2 separate regions of the Homo sapiens genome follow, and region 1 is linked to region 2. A link is a contact called in ENCODE Hi-C or POLR2A ChIA-PET data. All regions are on one chromosome and are shown on one strand. Each heading gives the region's core, a stretch centred on a gene start or an enhancer-like site at or near the end of the contact. The rest is flanking DNA. Distances are from core to core; before and after follow the strand shown. Region 1 has its middle 85 kb from the start of SLC16A9. Region 2 overlaps LOC105378318 (a long non-coding RNA gene).

Region 1 (5,861 bases), core at 2,208-4,707, 39 kb before region 2:
CTCCAGCCTGGGTGACAGAGTGAGTTAGACCCTGTCTCAAAAAAAGCAACAACAACAAATACCAAATATTTAACAATTGTTAGAGTCACTGCAAAGGCTGTTTCTTACCCACAGCCAGGGCAGTGTGACTAAGACATGCCAGATGGGAATAGGGCATTCTCTTTTGGGTCCAGGCCCATCCTGGGAGTGGTGGGATGGATGTGAGGGAATGAGGGGCCTCCGTCAAGCTGGCTGGGTGGCAGGCGCTGCACGGCTCTGAGGGATTGAGCAGCCGAGGCAGTGGGACATAGTAAGGGGCTGAGGCCCAGGGCAGTGTAAGCATCCCATTGGTGTGGAAGTATTTCCATATTTTACCAATGATATGCTCTTTGAGAAGCAATATCCCATGGAAATATAATGAGAGCAATATCTATGTAATGAAACATACTTAGGAGACAAAGAATAAAAGTAAAAAGAAACAAGGGAAATTAAATTTGGCATTTGTCTTACTCAGTAGGTCCAAAATGTTATCTCAACATGTAACTAATATCCAACTGATTAATGAGCGATTTCACTCTTTTTGTTGTTGCTGAAATCCAGTGTGTATTTTCAGTTTAGAGCCTGCCACCTGTGGTTACCGTATTGCACAACACAGGTCTAGTAGGAAGGATTGTGAGAAAAGCAGCCCTCTGTGCTCCCTGGATTTTGGGGGAGGTGACCTTCCAGTTGCCTGGAATTTTCTGCAGGATCTGTCTGTGGTTTTCTTCTTTGATTAGCCCACCTGTAAACCCACGCAGCCCTTAACAGGTGCAGAATTTACAATGAGACACAGTAGCTCTTTCAGCACTGAGCTCCATTACACTAATTATCTGGCCTATGGCTTAGTGCTGCCTTCATTACCAAACCAAAGGCTTAATTGCTCTTTTAAGCTCCTTTGAATTTTTAGACTCAATTTACCTGCAGCCTCCTGAAACTCAGGCACCCGAATTTACTAAGGATAAGTGGGGATTTGCTGTGTGCTGAGGCCTTGTTAGGCCCTCCTAGACTTGCATTTTCTTTTTTATTCAGCGAAGTGAGATAATGGTCTTTTCTTTCCTTTTGCCTTCCTCACAGTTGGTGACACCTGCAGGCTGAAGCAGCATTTTCTGTACTTTGGCACCACCTTGTGGTTCAGCTGAAAAAAGTCTAGAAATGGGCCGCATCCATCTTGGGCTCATTGAGCATCATGAACAGTCTTGAAGGGCCATCTGGCTTTTGTTATCTCCTTCAGCCTGAGAAGAAATGAGATTTGTTACTGGATAGGGAATGTCTCCTATAGGCTAAACCGCCTGCTGAGAAATCCAACGAGGTAATGGCTCCAATTTGAACTAAGCAGAGAGTCATGCAGAAACATCAATCCAGGCTGCCGCTGTTCTCTATTATTTAGATTGAATTGTGTCTACTTTCCACAGATGACTCGGCTCAGCCAGAGAACTTGGCATCTCTGTGTGCTGTTACTGTAAAATGGGGAGTGATTGTTTTCAGCTGCTCCAAGTTAGGAATTAGCTCCTGGCCATTGATAATACCTCCTGGAAACCGTGCTCACTTCATTGGATCCACAACCCCATCTGCAGCTGAATTTTATCAACAGACATGTTGCTTTGGCCAGCATTGGTTGAATATAGTGTTAGAAAACGGACAGATTGTACAGAGGTTTTGCCAAGATCCGTGTCCCAGTAATTTTTACTGTGAGTAACTTTATGCACTTCCCTGTTATTCTACACCTGTACTCCTTAATTCCCTTATCATTTGTTCCTGCGCCAAAGGTGTGTGAGTTTGCAATTTGCTTACTGGTATGGAGAGGCTGTTTGATTTGCTTGTGGTCACTGGCAGATTCTTTTTTTTTTTTTAATTTTTATTTTAGGTATGGGGTACCTGCGAAAGTTTGTTACGTAGATAAACACGTGTGTCACGGTGGTTTGTTGTACATATTAATACATCACCCTGGTACTAAGCTCAGTACCCAATAGTTCCCTTTTCTGCTCCTCTCCCTCCCTCCCCACTCAATAACACCCCAGTGTCTGTTGTTTCCTTCTTTGTGTTCATGAGTTCTTCTTATTTACCTCCCACCCATATGTGAGAACACACGGTATTTGGTTTTCTATTCCTGCTTGCTAAGGATGATAGCCTCCAGCTCTATCCTGTTCCCACAAAAGACATGATCTCATTTTTCATGGCTGCATAATATTCCACAGTGTATATGAACCACGTTTTCTTGTCTGTCACTGATGAACATTTAGGTTGATTCCATGTCTTTGTTATTGTGAATAGTGCTGCGGCGAACATTCGCGTGCATGTGTCTTTATGGCAGAATGCTTTATATTCCTCTGGGTATATACCCGGTAATGGGATTGCTGGGTCGAGTGGCAGTTCTGCTTTTAGCTCTTTGAGGAATCACCATACTGCTTTCCACAGTGGTTGAACTAATTTACACTCCCACCAACAGTTGACTAACTTACCACCGTTAACAATTGACTACTTTATCTTGCAATTTCCTACTTAAAATATGTCATCAGATTTTTGCCAAGAGGTGCTTGTACTCAGAGTGATGAATAAAATCAATATCTTGAGTCCCTGAGTCTCCAAGTGTCAGAAACTTAAGAGACCTGTGTAAGACCTGTGTAACTATTGTTAAACCAGTTAAAATCCAAGGTTTACCCTTCTTTCACTGTGTAACTTGGGCAGAATGTCTATTGGTGAGATTTCTGTGGCTGTTTCCTCTTCTCATTAAATGAATTAATAATATATAACAGCCTTATAACAGGGCCTGGGAGCTACTAACTCTTCATTGATGATGACAGTCAGTGCTGGAAAGAGGGTAAGGCAGGTGGGGATGAAAATTGACTCTGAAAGTGAGCGCCTCACATGCCTGACTCTATCCCTGGCCCTGATGATGACGGTGATGGTGATGATGATAATAGCTAACACTTCTATGGCATTATTTGGAGTGTTAATATCAGAGGCATTTGAACCTGAGTGACTCCGTTTGGAATAAGGGTTGGGTAAAATGAGGCTGGGACCTGCTGGGCTGCATTCTCAGGAAGTTAGGCATTCTTAGTCACAGGATGAGCTAGGTGGTCAGCAGGATGGGTATCACAAGATACAGGTCACAAAGACCTTACTGATAAAATAGGATGCAGTAAAGAAGCCAGGCAAACCCCACTTTTGGGTAATGAAAGTGACTTCTGTTCATCCTCACTGCTCATTATATGCTAACTTTAATACATTAGCATGCTAAAAGCCACTCCCACCAGCACCATGACAGTTTACAAATGCCATGGCAACATCCGGAAGCTACCCAATAGGGCGTAAAACGGGGAGGAACCCACAGTTCCAGGAAGTACCTGCTTTTTTTTCTGGAAAACTCATGAATAATCCACCCCTTGTTTAGCATGTGATCACGAAATAACCATAAAAGCAGCCAACCAACATCCCTTGGGGCTGCTCTGGCTATGGAGAAGCCATTCTTTTATTCCTTTACTTTCTTAATAAACTTGCTTTCACTTTATGGACTCAACCCAAATTCTTTCTTGCATGAGATCCAAGAACCCTCTCTTGGGGTCTGGATCGGGCTCCTTTTCTGGTAACATTAATGTTTTCGCTGCGTTCAGTATAGGCCAAACAAACATTCTGAGGAACAGCTGGATAGCCATGATCCAATCATCCTTCTCTCTCCTCCCGTTTTGAGATTTCACGATGCAGTCTTCATTTCTGGGATAAGGCATTGTGCTCTGGGCCCATGAGAAGACTTCGGAAGAATAACACACGAAGCTCTCATCCCATCGTTGTGGACATTTCCCCAAGGTTTAGCTGAGGGGATGTTTGAATAGTGACTACTGGGGAGAAAATGGTCAGTGTGCAAGAGACTTGCCTGGGTAGATAGCAAAGAACGATTTGTGAATTGGGTTGTCCCTGAACAAGAACAAGTTCAGAAAGTCTCCATGCTGCTGCATGGTCGAGATGATTTACAGACAGAAAGAGGAAACGTATGTACAGAAAATGGAAATGAGGTACAGAAACAGCCAGATTGATTACAGCTTGGCGTTTGCCTTATTTGAACACAGTTTGAACAGCTGGCCTGTGAGTGGCTGAAACTTGGTGATTGGTATTAGAGTAGGTTTCAATCTGTTTACACACCCAGTTGGGTTACAGTTTACTATTTATGGGGAAAGCTTTAGGCCAAACTTAAAATATGTAAGGAGGCAGCTTTAGGCTAACCTTAATTTAACAGTAGGCTTAGAACTGAGAGGAGAAAGGAGAGCCAAAAGCGGTAGACTGCAGGGTTCTGGGGACAAGTTTCTCTGATTTCATGACTTTTGGCTGAGCTCAGCCTTACTCACCGTTCCTCATCTGACAAGTGAGCTGGGGGTCCCCTGACGCAGAATGGAGATCCAAGATGTCAAGAAATGCACATTTACCTACAGGATTATATTTACTTATTCCAATAAAGGCAAAGAACAATGATTATAACTAGCAGGGTCAAACAACTTACGTCCCCTCCTTCAGTCCCCAAAGTTAATGGTTTTCTGTATTGTAGCTTCCCCCTTCCTCCCAGAGTCAGAGTGTACCGGCAATTTCAGATATTAAGTAAAAACAGACACAGCTTCTGCCTATGCAGCCTCCTGGATCAGAGGCAACACAGTGAAGTCCTGTCTGCTCTTGGCCCCAACATTCACCTTTTTGATAAGGCTCGTGGGCTGCCATCACACCTGGTGACTGTGTGTGTGTGTGCGCGCGCGCGGGCCTGTGTGCACAAGGGATGTAAGTGGCATAGAAAAACCCTCCGAAATAAAAATTTCTTCCCACTAGGTGGCGTAAGCACCTGTAGTTCTGTGTGAATCTCTCCTTCCAGTTAAGGCAATGGCAGGCCTTAAAAGTATAATTCCGCTAAGGAAGCAATTTAAGCTTTTATTTGTGACTTTATTTTTATTATAAAAGTACATATTGGCTGGGCGCGGTGGCTCATGCCTGTAATCCAAGCACTTTGGGAGGCCAAGGTGCATCACGACGTCAAGAGATGGAGACCATCCTGACCAATATGGTGAAACCCTGTCTCTACTAAAAATACAAAAATTAGCTGGGCGTGGTGGTGCATACCTGTAGTCCCAGCTACTCGGGAGGCTGAGGCAGGAGAATCGCTTGAACCCAGAAGGCGGAGGTTGTGCCACTTCACTCCAGTCTGGCAACAGAGTGAGACTCTGTCTCAAAAGAAAAAAAAAAGTACATATTACATTAGTTCTATGCAAGGTAAATTTTAATGAGGTGAGTGATATGAAATTCAGGTATTTCCCTGAAGGAAAATATCAACATGCAATACTGCAGGGGAAAGGAACATTCCTTCTCATCTGCAATGCACAGTATATCAAGATGGACAGATGGCTGATGGCTGGAGTCTATTAGCAGAAATGTTGCCACACAGGCAGCATGCTCTGAAGACAGAGTATTTGCCTAGCATTTACTTTTTATTTAACTTGGACTACCAGGCAGCAATTAGGTCCAGGCTCTTACATTGACCCTTGCAGGCAGAAGAGGAGGTTTAGTGCTTGAGATGCCTTTCCCAGAGCTGGATCTTAAGGACATGTTCAAGTCTTGATGGAGGGGTGGACTTGGGGCCAACATCAGCCAGTAAGTCACAGACCAAACCATTGTAAAATAAGACCTAGTTCAATGATAAGTGAAGAGCTAAGCATCAGGCCACATATTTGGGGGCAGCTGGGTAGAACGTGGCAGGGGCATCAGTCTCTTTGAATCTCCTTTGAATATTCTACAATCTAGAAACAAACAAGGAGAACTAGGAAATTGAAACTCCTGTTTTCATAGGAAACACAGTGGGACTCACACCC
Region 2 (6,010 bases), core at 2,052-4,551:
TTGCCAAGAGCCCATACCCTGCTGACTCTGTGCATGGTCTATGAGTTAGTCCTGCTCCACAAGGAGCAAATTTTACCATTTGATAAAATATTGCTGTCTAACACCACCTGCTCATGCTCAACTTCTTCCCTGGGCAAAGCTAAGAACCCTCCTGGACTAAGCACCAATTCTGGGGCTCACCTGCCCTGCATCAAAGAGACTTAGGGCAACCATTACAAAGCTCTTCCGACCAAGAGAAGAAAGAAAATGGACTTCTGCCTTTTGGATCTCGAACTGTCCCACTGTAAAATGAAAGGTTGGTCAGGATGATGCACGATGGAGCTTCAGATGTTAGTGTCTCCCTCACTAAAATGAATCAGGTGTAGTGATAAATTGTACTGGGCTAGCTCTGACAGTCTATTAATATATTAATGAGAGACTACTCTATGACTACTCTGGGCTCTAAAAGGGGAAAAGAAAAGGGAGGTCCATTCCTAGTGAGTTTTGAAGTGAGGCTGGGTCTTGACCTAAAGAAGAACAGATGTTATTGGGAATCAGTGGGGACCAATGATCCATGGTGAGCTAGTCATCATGAGCTAGTCATGGTGAAGCACTTGGGAAAGCACGCAGCAGGTCTGGTAATGAGCAGGCTGCTGATCTGAGGTCTGAAGAGCCCAAGCCCTCTTGGGGCTGGACAAATGAGATGTGCTGAGAGAGGAGGGAGCTGAGCAAGAACAAGGGACTGTTTGGAGCTGACTGGAGAGAGGTTAGGGAACATCGCTGGTTAATATGTCCATTGACTAAGCCATTGGGTCAACCCAGATGTTGGCCAAGAGCTGAGTGATCTCAAGGATCATCTGAGAGAGGTGGCATGGTGGAGAGGAAAAGGCATTATCTTTTAGACATGCAGAGAAGGCTGCTGCTTTCTAACTCTGCAAGGGGAAGCTGTTTGACTGCTTGTGGCCTTGGTTTTGGTTTGCAACATGGGAATCTGCCAGCATTTCAGGGCTGTTGTGAGGATGAGTGGCAATGTGTGTGCGCATGGCAGTGTGCTCAGCAAGTGGAAGTGATTATTGGTAACTCCATTTTTTTTCAGGTAAGAAAACCAGTGCTTACCTGAAGATTAAGGAAGGTAGTAAGGAAGGAAGATGATTCAGCTATTCATTTGTGAACTGAGTCAGTGCTTCTCCAACTGAATATGCACAAACATTAACTGGAGTGCCTGTTAAAAATGCTGAATCTGGTTTCGTAGGTTTGGGTGGGGCCCATGACTGCAGCTCTGGCAAGCTCCCAATGAGGCCTATGCTTCTAGTCCTGGACCAGATTTTGAGTGGCAAGAACCTATATAAAACAACCTCCTAAAGTTGTGGTGAAAGTAAATGAGTTAGTATAGATAAGTGCTTAGCAAATAGTCTGACACATAGTATAGGCCTTCAATAAATTGTAACTGCTGCCATTATTGTTTTATTCCAACTTTGAGGCTGGTGGGTTCTCTATTTTATCTCCTGAAGCAGCCCTAAAAGGGGGCCAGATTGTCAGCTTCTCAGGAAAAGCAAGAGCCTTTGACAGAGTGTTTATGGAGCTGTGCCCCTTTAAGCTTTAGCAAGACTGGGAGGAAGCTTTTCTAAGGTAGAAGGAAATGTTTGGAGACCCTCACAGGCAGGGACCTCATGCTGTTTCTAGCTTTTAGTTATGTGGGGAGTGGTTATTTAGTGGGTCTGTTTTTAGCAGTTCCAGTTGCCTGGGGACAAGCCAGATATGGACATCCAAATGTCTCCTGAAGGTGGCCTCAGAGAAGCCAAGGAAGAAGGAGTCCAGCCAAAAAAAAAAAAAAAAGGCAGACCCTTCTTACTAGCTCTCCCTGTAGGCCAAGTTTATAGCCCAGAAAAGTGCAGACTGTTCTCTGTGGACTCAGAAAGCACAGATCTTCAAGTTTTATGAGGACATTTCAGCACTTACAATGATATTGAACATTTAATTGCCTGTGCTTTGTTCAGCTAAAAGTATTCTTCTAGAAATGTAACTAGGTAACAGCCCAAGCTTCTCAGGCATCTGCCCGCTGGGTGTCCTGTTTGAGCCCTCCTTGTACTGAGCTGTCCCTGGCTGCTTGGAGCAGACACTCTTTTGATACCTCTTTGTCCTATAACTCGATATTGCCTTTACTCTCTGGACATGTGTCAGAGCTTGTCAGAGTTCTTTTCAATGAAGCTACTGGAGTAATTTCCTATCACCAATCTTCCAACCTAATGTCTTGAGGGAATTCTTGTACGACTGTTGTAGCTTCTTGTTAGATTCATAGCAGAGTTAAGGAAAGATTCAACGTGTACTTCATATTAATAAGATCTGGTGCCAAGGGAATCTATGACATAGTAGGAGTGGCTCATTGTGTTTCAAAGCACCTAACGGGCTTTTAGGCAATGACACCGATTATACCAAAATAGATTAATCCCTGTCTCAAATCCAAGGCAAAACTGTGAAGTCAGTGTTGAAACTCAGGTTCTATGTCTTGATACCTGTTATTTTGTTCTTCTATCTTCAATGAAACCAGCTTGGATAATTAAATTTTTTCACATTTAATGGAATATCCTTATATCCATGTTTCTCAAAGAGTGGTCTGAGGACTCCCTGGGTCAGAATCCCCTGGGAGCTTGTAAACAATATACATCACTTGACACTGTTCCAGGCCATCTGAACCTGGGCTCATGGAAGTAGGGATCTCCAGATCTACATTTTTCTTTTCTTTCTTTGAGACACGGTCTTGCTTTGTTTGTCACCCAGGCTGAAGTGCAGTGGCATGATCACGGCTCATTACAGCCTCAGCTTCTCAGGCTCAATTGATCCTCCTATCTCAACCTCCTGAGTAGCTGAGACTGCAGGCGTGGATCACCATGCCTGGCTAGTTTTTGTATTCTTTTTTTTGTAGAGATGGGATTTCACCATGTTGCCCAGGCTGTTCTTGAACTCCTGGGCTCAAGCAATCCAACTGTTTTGGCCTCCCAAAGTGCTGGGATTACAGGCGTGAGTCACCATGCCTAGCCCAGATCTGCATTTGTATCAAACCCGTATGGTTTGAAAACCACAGACTTATTCAAGGAAAGTAGTTGTGATGGTTAAGAGAAGTCTGTGTTAAGTGGCTCTAATTTATACCCTGGGTTCTTCATAAAGTTTCATTGTAAAAAAAGTTTTTACCAAAAGAAGAACTAGAAAATCTCTGGTGTAGTGGATAGATTGATTCTCTTGAGTTCAAATCCTAACTGCCAATTGTTTGTATGATTTTAGCCAGGGGTTGACAAATGATGGCTGCTTGCCAAGGGCCAGCCAGCCTGCTTTTATAAATACAATTTTATTGAATCAGAGCTCTGTCCATTCATTTACTATTGTCTGTGGCTATTTTCAGCTATAATGGCAGAATTGAGTACTTACGTCAGAGACTATACAGACTGCCAAGCCCAAAATGTTTACTGTCTGGCCCTTTATGAGAAAAGCTGATCAACCTTTTACCTAGGTGAATTAAAATATCTCTCCCAGCCTCAGTTTTTCTCATGGATAATATGAAATTAATAAAAACAGTATCTTGTGTGGTTAATTACCTCATTTAAATATTTAAGTATATTTATCTTTTAAATACTTAAATATTTAAATGAGGTAATGAATAGAAGTTTCCTGGGGTGACTTCTAATGATAATATTGTTTAATATTTAATTGAGTGCCTGCTGTGTGCTAGGCACTGATTTAAATACTTTACATGGACTGTCTTATTTGTCTTTATAACAACACTGTGAAGTCTTTTCATTATTCCCATTTACAGATGAAAAAATGGAGGCAGAGAGACTGAATAATTTGTTCAAGGTTATGCCAGCTACAATTGGTTGAGTCAGGATTGGATCCTAGAGCCTATGTACTTCATTGCTGTGCTGAATTTATCCAAATAAAGTTGCATTTCTGCCTTTCCTCCTCCTTCCTGAAGCTGGCACGGCCTGTACCTTTGCTCACAAATCTTAAAATAATCCCCCATAAACACAAGAGGAATCTGAAGTGGCAAAGGGATTGCAGCGTCTGTCCAATACAAGCTCATCACTTGTAAGTTGTGGAAGCTAAAAACCTTGCGTCCAAAGCCCCATAGCTGGATATATGCAACACCTGGTCTCCTACCCAGGGGAGCCCTCACTCACTGGTCAGATGACACTGAATTGATTCAGTCCCCTTAGTGTAGGAGAACATGAATAGTTCTATGAGGGAGTTTAATGAAAACTAAAACCTTAAGTTCTTACTGTCCTCAAGGTTCATAACTTTTTCAAATATACCCATAGGTATTGGACAGGTTGAGTCTCAAATGCCTGTTAAAACCAGACCACTGTCTATGGTGGTCATATTGTGTATTTCATGGCCCTGTGCCTCCCTACCCTCAGTGATTCAGAGTTTTCAATGGTCCATACCAGTACGGCCATATTGGTAATTAAAATAATGGAGTATTTCTCTATTGAAAATGATGGCTACCCTAAGCCTTCCTGGTACCCTCCCACTGAACTGGCTGTCTAAGCCCATCTCTCTTCTCAACTTTCCAGGAATTAAAGAGTTAACCCCTGTGAGACTAAGGGGTTTAGAGGACCCTGGTGCAGGCCTCAGGCAGCTTTGATTCTGATTTTTCTGTGTAAGTGCAGAGCTAATTGCTAACTATAATAATTTGAATACCACCTTGTGTGGGCATTCACTACTTCAGTACACTGGGATAAGCTGAGCCAATCACATACTTTCTTAAGAATTTGTATCTGGAAGAAAGACGTTGGGTCCTTCAACAGTGGGAGTTGGAATTTAAGAGGATTCTAAAGAGGGTTGTGGCCAGGATGGGCTCTGAGCAAGACTGAGATGCAAGAAGATTTAGTGAGCAGCAAAGGCTGGAGGGGAGAGAGTGAAGGGAGAGCATATCTACAGAGAGAAGCAGAGACACCCTGAGAGAACAAGCGGCCCTGGAGAGGACCAGAGCGGGGGCTGGTCCTAAGATCCACCTCAGTCATTGGTTATTTTTTAAGTTTCTTTAGACTGTATCTTAGCCCACTTGTGCTATGACATAATACCACAGACTGGGTAATTTATAATGACCAGAAGTTTACTTCTCAGAGTTCTGGAGGGTGAGAAGTTCAAAATTAAGGCAGTGGCATCTGGTGAGGGTCTTTTTGCTGCATCCTCACATGGCGGAAAGTGGAAGGGCAAAAAAAGAGAAGAACTGCCTCCATCAATCCCTTTTATAAGGCACTAATCCATTAATGAGGGCAGAGCCTTCACCCAAACACTTGCCCCAAGGGCCCTACCTTCCAACATGGCTGCACTGGAGATTACAGTTCCAATTTGTGTCCTTTACACACATTTTAAAGGACACATTCAGACCACAGAAAATTCCCTATGGGTACCTAAACCAAATCCCATTTCCTGAGTGAAGCTGTTTTTGATATAAAAGAGCCAGAAGAATCAGTATGGCTTCAAGCCAGTAGTCATTCATTCCATTTAAATTAAACTACAACAAGAGACACATTGAAATCATAAAATATATTGTAAGCGGCACCATGCCATGGATATCTTTGACTGCATCTGCATGACCATTCCAGGCACTATGAGATGACAGACCCTCACTGTGGCGAGGGTAGATGAGGTTAGCAGCTGAGGCCTAGCAGCCTGAAGAATGCTCTCCTCTCTCATTATTGGCCTTCATTCAGGGCTGCTGCCCATCAGCATGAATTATCACTTTTAATAACCAAACGGACATTGAAATGGTAATGAGAATATTATGGTTTTCCAAATGAAAAGCCTCAATCTAATATATTTTCCTTTGAGAACACTAATTTGAAAATAAAATCATAGTTAATTTAAGCTAAGTTAAATACAAAGAATAATGGAAAATAACCAGTAAAAGCTTTGTACTACTGCTTTTATTTGGGTGCACAGAGACCTACATAGCCTATCTGTAATTCCTTATTTCCTGGGAAACTTAAGATGGTTGGAGAGAGGTGTGTCATAGCTGAGTATTTTCAAATGA

The links. A loop is a pair of places that touch in the nucleus more often than their neighbours do. ChIA-PET counts read pairs that join two places held with the same protein, here RNA polymerase II (POLR2A). Pooled maps may share reads with other maps.
Region 1: a map of posterior cingulate gyrus shows a loop between it and region 2 (3-fold over the local background). The contact joins two enhancer-like sites. A Hi-C loop is called at or near these places in 3 of 168 maps with a recorded cell type or tissue (PC-3, dorsolateral prefrontal cortex and posterior cingulate gyrus) and 4 of 50 pooled maps. POLR2A ChIA-PET finds 5 or more read pairs at or near these places in 2 of 52 experiments (WTC11 and activated T-cell).

Annotation. Positions count from the first base shown.
Region 1 is chr10:59,621,477-59,627,337 of GRCh38, reverse strand. No RefSeq gene overlaps it. Among named protein-coding and RNA genes, the nearest start is that of SLC16A9, 85 kb to the left of the region's middle. RefSeq lists enhancers at 841-1,060, 4,673-4,967. Within about 2 kb of position 3,457, at least 4 of the 41 ENCODE cell types and tissues checked have a DNase peak (open chromatin) inside an H3K27ac peak, as active enhancers do.
Region 2 is chr10:59,582,527-59,588,536 of GRCh38, reverse strand. The region is part of intron 1 of LOC105378318 (a long non-coding RNA gene); the gene reads right to left. Among named protein-coding and RNA genes, the nearest start is that of SLC16A9, 120 kb to the left of the region's middle. Within about 2 kb of position 3,301, at least 3 of the 41 ENCODE cell types and tissues checked have a DNase peak (open chromatin) inside an H3K27ac peak, as active enhancers do.